Linked DNA regions of Homo sapiens: region 1 is linked to region 2. Evidence: read pairs that join two places in POLR2A ChIA-PET (ENCODE). Cell type or tissue: HepG2. All regions are shown on one strand.

Region 1 (4,000 bases), 84 kb after region 2:
CTAGATGAGGGGCTGTTGTTTCTCCTTTGCACAAAAGAAGGAACTGGGGCCCTGAGAAGTTGAATGATTGCCCCAAGCCACACAGCTAAGAAGGCTGAGGGGCAAGATTCAGGCCAGGCCACCAGGGTGGCCTCCCACAGTCCACTGGAGGTCAGTCTCTTCTCTTTGACATGCATGGCACACTCATTACCTTATTAGGGATATAGGTAAACCTTGGATTGTCCATAGTTATCCCCATTTGAAAGATAAGGAAACTAAGATTCAAAAATGGGGCATTACTTGCCCAAGGTCATCTAGACTGAAATGACAGCTTTTTCATGTGAACCCAGGTCTATGACTACTTGCATTTTGAGTTAGTTTTCCTAGTAGTTGCCCCGAGAATTATAAATTCATATTAATATCAACTTAATGACAATAATATATAAAAACTTTTTCTGTGTAGCTCCTTTTCCTCCCTCCTCCTTTGTGCCATTATTGTCATACAAATTGCATCCTTGTACCTCATCAGTATAGATTTATAACTGCTTTTATGCCTTTTAAATCAGACAGTGGAAAAAAGTCACAAATGAAGAAATGAACTAAGAACCAGAACCCTTCAAAATTCATTTTTCATTTGTACTGTCTTTTATACTTACCTACATAGTTATCTTTACTGGTACCCTTTATTTCTTCCTGGGTTTATGTCGCTGTCTAGTGTCCTTTCATTTCAGCCTAAATGATTCACTTCAGCATTTAGTGAAGGGAAGGTATGTTGGTTACAAATTATCTCAATATTTGTTCATCTGAGAATATCTTAATTTCTTCTTTGTTATTGAGAGATAGTTTTGCTGGATATAGAATTCTTCATTGACGTTCTTTTCCTTTTAGCACTTTTTAATATATCACCTTCTGGCCTCCATGATTTCTGTTGAGAAATCAGCCATTAATCTTACTGAGCTGTATGATGGTTCAGTTGTCTCTTGCTCCTTTCAAGGTTCTTTCTGTCCTTGGCTTTTGACAGCTTGATTATGATATGTCTGGGTGTGGATCTCTTTGAATTTATCCTACTTGGAGTTCACTGAGCTTCTTGGTTGTGTAGATTAATGTTTTTAAATCAAATTTTGGCAGTGTTCAGCCATTATTTCATCAAAATCCTTTATCCTTCTTTCTTTCCTTTCCTTCTTGAACTCCCAGTATGCATATGTTGGTACACTTGATGGTGTGCCATGTTTGTTCATTTTTTAAATTATTTTATCTTTTTGTTCCTCAGACTGAATAATCCCAATTGGCCTATCTTCAAATTTGTTGATTCTTCTGCCTGCTGAAATATTTTGAGCTCCTCTAGTGAATTTTTCATTTCAGTTATTGTACTTTTCAACTATACAATATGTGAATGTTTATTTGGTTCTTTCTTTAAAATAATTTCTGTTTATTTATTACTATTCTATATGTGATGAGGCATAATTCTCATACATTTCTTTAGTTCTTCAGACATGGTTTCCTAGTTCCTTGATCATATTAAAATAGCTGATTTAAAGTCTTTGCCTAGTAAGTCCAACTTCTGGACTTCCTCAAAGATACTCCTTATTAACTGCTTTTTTCTCCTATTTATGGCTCATAGTTTCTTGTTTCTATGTATTTCTAGTAATATTTTTGTTGAAAATTTGACACTTAAAAGAATATAATGTGGCAAATCTGGAAATCAGATTCTCTTCCCTTCTCAGGATTTGTTGTTGCCTTTGCTGTTTGTTGTCACTATTTAATTAATGACTTTTCTGAACTAATTCTGTAAAGTCTGTAAAGCCATTGAAGTCTCTGCTCAGTTAGCTTTGTGATCAGCTAATGATTAGACAGAGATTTACTTAAACGTCTGGAACCAGTAAGTCCCTCAGTCTTTGCTGAAGGGCTCTGTGTGTGTGTGTGTGTGTGTGTGCGCGTGTGTGTGTGTGTTGGAGCACATCCTTAACACCCATCCATGCAGTTTACAACTCTGCCTTAGCCTGCACTTCCTGTTTTAAAGCCTCAAGGTTAGCAGAGGTGAGAGCTTAGAGCCTTCTCAGGTCTTTCCTGAGCATGTACATAGCTCTGGGCATTTACACAGCCCTATGCTTGCATGCAGCCTTCTAGATTCTCAGGAATATGTTGGAGCTTCTCAGAGCCCATGTGGACATCTTATTTCCTAGCTTTTCCTTTAAAGCTTTTTGGTTAGTCTCTTGTATGATCCAGCTGTTTTCGAATGCCTCAGGCTGCTGTGATGTTCAAAAATTTGACTCTGATTGTCTGCAACAAACGCCCCTGGGGAAAATGCTGTTAGCACAAAGCAAGCTTTAGGTCAGATCAAATACAGACAGCATTGAGGGTAGGATCTTCCAGAGAACCATCAGATGGGTCAAACAGTGATAGTTGTCTGGGAATGGGATTTTGAAGGAGCTCCAACCCAGTTTTTCCTTTGCCAGTGACTGCCAGGCTGCTGGTTTTCACTGGGATTGCAGGTGTTGGTTTTCAAGGATACTGCAGAAGGCGTATGGGTAATAGGGCAAGTTAAAATGCCACAAAGCTTACTGTTTTTACTGAGATTTTGCTGATTAATGTTCCCTGGAATCCCGCAAGCCTTTGGTTAATTTCCAGAGTTCTGAAAAAGCTTATTCTGACCATTTTTGTCTGTGTTCTTGTTGCTTTATGAAGGGGAGAATTTTCAGAGGTCCTTAGTCCACCAAATGGTTCACTGATATCCAACTCCTTCCACTTTTGCCAGGAGGCAGGATATACAGGTGTGAAAGGGCAAGCTGGATGTAAGAGAATGCAGAAGGCAATGTCCTGAAGATCTACTAAGTGGCAAAAGGTATGGGTATTATAAGGGTCATAGAAGCCCTCAGAAGGGCATGATTAAGGTAGACTGAAAAACAGGTAAATGTTACTAGAGGCAGTGAGACTCCAGATTACTCCAGCTACCAAGAGGGAAGGACTAGGCATGTGTTCACCCATCCCAGCATCTTCTGTCTCCTGACAACCTCTTCTGCCAATGATCATTCCCCAGCCAGATCTTTGACCAGGGTCATGGTTATCTTAACTCAACCAAATGCTACTGCCCTATCTGGGAAAGTTGGTTTTAGTTTTTAAATTTCAACCTCTTTTCAAGGCTGCACCTTTTGACCTGCTCAGCCAGGTAGGACCTGAGACTTTATCTTAACTCCACATCTTCTTCTCACCTGTAACATGTCCTTTCCCCTGCTACCTAAGAGCCCAGGGTCAGGTAAATCTGGACTCAGAACTCCTTGGCAAATCAGGAGTCAGATCAAGACTCCCTGGCTCAGAACCTCTCTGCCACCATCCCCCACAGAGCCTGGGATTCCAGTCATCAGTGCTGACTACATCATTGCCTGGTCCAAGCATCTGTGTTTAAATGAATTCTGATTTGCTAAAATACAAGTTTCAAGGGGTTACAAGCCTGGGAGTCAATCCTAATGAATTCTGCCACTTACCACACAATTTATATGGTCTGAATTTCTATGGCTGTAAAATAAACAGGAGGATCTTATTAAATAAGGACCCTCTGAGACTAGGAGCCTATGACTGTGACAGCCAGGTGGAGGGTCACTTTTTCAGGGAGTTACAAAGCCTTCCCAGCTCCTCAAAGCAGAGTTAGGTGCCTTCCCAGGTCCTCACAAGCTCCCGTGCCTCCCCCTGCCCCACTCTGAGAGCCCCAAATAGCTAGTGACTATTTGCAACTGTGTCTCCCTAACCACACCAAATATAAAAAGAACAAAGAAACTACCAGATTCTTCTCTGTGCCCCTAGCACCCAGCGTCAAGACTTGTAGACAGCAGGTGCTCAAGTAATGTTAGTCCCTACTATTATAAAATTATTGGGACTTAACTAGGGTTTCCTGATAGTCACAGTGCAGCCCTTCAGCACCTGCAGAAGACTGTGAAAGGGAGAGAGGAAGGAAGAATTATAGCCATTTAAATTTGTAAATGCTTTGGTACCTATTAGTTATCCACTAACAAATATTTGCTAAGCC
Region 2 (4,000 bases):
ACTGCACATCTTGGCTGCTTCCAGCTCAGAAGACCAAGGTTTCCCCACTTCAGAGCCATGCTAAAGAATGCTTTTCAGCTTCCAGAGTGGCTTCCAAAGAGGCAGCAACCCAGGGCAGAGCCAGTGGGGCTGCCCCCAGGGGAAAACACCCAGCCTCCCCAGGGCCACCTTGAATGGGGAAATACTCTTTTGGATGGAAAGTGCTCTGATTCAGAGTCACATGGTCTAGGTCATGCATCATTTTGAGGACAGGAGAGGCCATGGTCTTAAACCTATAGCCCTCTTGACCTCTAATTTGACGGGGATTAAGCCAGGGACAGGACATCCAGAAATCTAGGGTTGACTTGCTATGTGACTTTGGGCACATCACTTCCCCTCTCTGAATTTCACTGCCTTCACTGTACAAGAATAATTATAACACCTGCCTCTGATTCACAGAGCCACTGAGTACTCTGCCAGGCACTGGGCATCATCCACCACTCGATCCTCAGGAAAACCCTATGATACAGGTGCCATAATGAGTCTCATCTTACTATACATGTACCAAAGTCTCACACACAACTAGAAAGTAGCAGACCAATGTCTCCAAAGGTAATTGAGCTTTCTGTGTAAAGTCTGTACAGGAAGCTGAGGCAGGTCTGTTCCCAGATCTCTTTCATCTCCTGTCCCATTACCTAAAGGAACAATCACTAATGCTCAGTGCGACATCCAGGAGCCCTCTCAACCCCTCTCCTCCTATTTACATCCTCCCTCTCTTTCCTGCCCCAGCACCAGCACCCCCCTCTCCAGGAAGCCCTACCATATCCCTCCTTCTGAGCACTTGACATGCAGTGCTGTGCACTTAGCATGCCTTGTTGGAAGGGCATGACAGGAGCTGACTGGAGCAGTGACCCAGCTCAGGCACAGGAACTGACATGGGCATGCAAGTTCTCTTCCCTTGAGTGATGTCCTCCTTAGAACTCTTGCCCTGTGCATTGCTCCACTAGATGGTCCTCACAAACTGTCTAGTCCAGTCCAATCCTCTCATTTTACAGATGGGGAGACCAAAGTCCATAAAGAGGTGCTGATTTCCCCACAGTCAGCCAGCAGATAAGGTGGAACCCAACCAGCAGCGGAGCTGCTTTTTCCAGCTTCCCTTGGAGAGATTTGAAGGCAGGAAGCTCCTCTCTGCTTCCTGTTACCCCCAACAGGGATAGTACTACAGCTCCAGGCAGCTTTTAAGATAGACTTTGCTGTTTGGCTCCCCTTAGATTTCTGGAGCCCTCTATGGCTAAGAGATGTTTCAGTCTCCTTGGATAGCTCACCATGGGGAGGGCTGAGCGCATGCAGTTCATTCACTGGCCCAGCCAGCCACCACTTACTCCATTCACTCTCTTTTATTTTCCCATCTGTACATTTATTTACTTCCCTTTTCATTTGTTCAGATAATTGTCTATTCATTCACTTATTCACTGACCCATTTATTCCTTTACTCATTTAACAAGCACAGAGCACTCTGCCTGCACGAACTGGGGAGACCTATAATAAAGCAGATGACCACAACACACAATGATTGTACAGTAGGCAGCTTGGCGGACCGCGGGAGCCCAAGAGGGAGTGACTAAGCTCCAAGGAGACACCTCAGAGGAGTGACATCCCAACAGGGCCTGTAAGAATGAGCAAGGATTGTCCAGGTGAGAGAGGAGGAAGGAACATCTGTTAGCTCCTGATGTGGTTTTCTGGGGCCACTTAGAGCTGAGCTTCCCAAATCCCTTGGCTTTTGGTCAGCCTAGGCAGAAGGAACCACAGCCCAGACTGTGGCTCAGATCGAGTTCTTGGATATGTTTACCTCTAGCCCTGACTCTGGACCTTGGTCGCTGATTTTCCCCAGTCTGCATGGAGGCATAGAATGGTATGAGTCTGGCTGGGCAGGAAGAGCTTGGAGTCCTTTCTTTCCGTCCCCGTCTTGGCTTATGGCCAGGCTTCCTGATTATTATCTGGGTGCACAGTTCCACGTGGTCTCCTCTACCCCTGCTTGCCTGAGTTGGAGGAAAGGAAGAGAAGGAGGGAGGGGGTATTCATAAACTCAACAAGAATTTCTTTATGGGCAGGAGAGCAGTGAAGGCCACTGTGTTTGGAATCAGATAGACATGGATTCAGATTCTGCCGTGCTGCGTACTAGCTATGTGATCTTGGACAGGTCCCTCTGAGCCTGTTCTCTTCTCTGTAAAATGTGGCTAATAGCATGTAACTCGGAGGGTGGGTCACATTCTCTGTGTCACCATTGTTGACAGACAGTCTGTTCTCCAAATATGGTGGCTAATGTTTTCCTATTCATCTACTTGCTACACAGTTGTAGCACAGTTGCCATGTGCAGGACTGCCAGAAAGGAGCTGGCTATGCAGACACATAAAGCATTCACAGCCCAGCCACGGAGACAGACAGGTGAACCCTTGCCTTCCATGCAGTGTGGTACTGCCAGGGTCTCAGGTCCACTCAGGGCACTTCAAGGAACCACAGCAGGCTGTAGAGTGAAGGTGATGTTCTGACTGGGCCTTAAAAGCAGAGTACATAGGAGGCTTTCTTTTCTAAATCCAGGTAGCACCTCTGACTGCTAGATTACTTTATTCTGACCTTCAGCTCTTCCAAATGCAAAATGGGAATAATAACTGTTGCAAGAATGAGACAGGACAGCACATGTTAAGAGGCTTTGTAATGGGAAAGAGCACTTCTTCATGAAAACAACCAACCAAACCCAGCCAACCTGAGTCTAAAGCCCTTCCCCAGCAGCACACGCCTGCGGGCCAACATGCATGTCATAGATCATAAAGAATCCGGGAGTATTTGTTCAGGAAAAGACAAGAGGGAGGTGAGAACACTAGTTTCTCTTGCTCTTTTTTTTTTCTTTTCTTTTTTGAGACAGTGTCTCACTCTGTCACCTATGCTGAAGTGCAGTGGTGCAATCATAGCTCACTACAGCCTCAAACTCCTGGACTCAAGGGATCCTCCCACCTCAGCCTCCCAAGTAGCTGGGACCACAGGCACATGGCACATGCCACCATGCTTGGCTTTTTTTTTTTATTTTATTTTTTATAGACACAAGGCCTTACTATATTGCCCAGGCTAGTCTCAAACTCCTGGGCTCAAGCAATCCTCCCACCTTGGCCTCTCAGAGTGTTGGGATTACAGGCGTGAGCCACTGCACCTGGCCAAGAACTCTGGTTTCTAGCCCATTAGAACTTGGGAGGAGTGTCCCATGAGTGACAGAGGTAATAGCCTCTCAGCCTGCTGCCTGACGCCCACCCATCCGCAGATATGAGGGAATGGATATTCACTGTGGCAGGAAAGATAGGCTAGAATCTCAGTGGAGCATCCTGGACTTCAGCACCCAGCATTTCAGACTCACTTTCTAAGGGTTTCCGGGGTTCCTGGCCTATCTGGACTGCCTGCCCAGGGCCTGTGGAACTCTCTCTTCTCACCTCTGTGGCCCACCAACTTCCAGGGGAGTCCTGGAGCCCGTCCTTGCGTGCTGGACTTGGTCCATGACACCTGAACACCATCTGTTGGGTCTGGATGCGTCTCTGACCCTGCTCTGCAGGAGCTGTGCGTGGTCTTGAACAAATCACTTAACCTCTCAGGGTCTGTTTTCTCATCTGCAAGACGGGAAAACAGTACCTGCTTCATAGAACAGTTTTAAGTGCAAACGTTAAACTGTGTACAGTGCTTTGGCTAGTGCCTGAGACATAGTTGGAGCTTTCTCGACTGTGCCTCTCAGGATCACAGTCAGTTCATACACTGGGGAGGGTGTGAAACAGAATGGGGAGAAGAAAAGAGACAAGAGAAGGCAACTGTGAAGTGGGTTTGAATAGAGAAGGAGAAGAGCCAGGTGGGAAGGCGTTAGAAGAGGGGGTGCAAGCCCCCCCAGTCTGACCCTGCCCACTGCTGGCCCATGTCCTGCAGCTTCCCTAATGGGCCCTTCTCCACCTGTGTGGATTTTCTTGTCATTCAGCCAATGTGCAGA

Evidence for each region. ChIA-PET counts read pairs that join two places held together with the same protein. Peaks named below come from ENCODE experiments on the same cell type or tissue, not always from the same donor. Only the 100,000 strongest peaks of a DNase experiment are listed, where the experiment ranks them.
Region 1: POLR2A ChIA-PET joins it to region 2 with 8 read pairs; 1 of 35 experiments calls an interaction of 5 or more read pairs at or near these places.

What each region holds. Positions count from the first base shown.
Region 1 is chr1:47,832,492-47,836,491 of GRCh38, reverse strand. All of the region lies in intron 2 of TRABD2B (TraB domain containing 2B), which reads left to right. Among named protein-coding and RNA genes, the nearest start is that of LINC01738, 150 kb to the right of the region's middle. In HepG2, no CTCF peak of the experiment used is centred here; a DNase peak (open chromatin) is centred at 1,874.
Region 2 is chr1:47,916,629-47,920,628 of GRCh38, reverse strand. All of the region lies in intron 2 of TRABD2B (TraB domain containing 2B), which reads left to right. Among named protein-coding and RNA genes, the nearest start is that of TRABD2B, 79 kb to the left of the region's middle. In HepG2, a CTCF peak has its summit at 988; DNase peaks (open chromatin) are centred at 1,038, 1,938 and 2,258; H3K4me3 peaks cover 832 bases.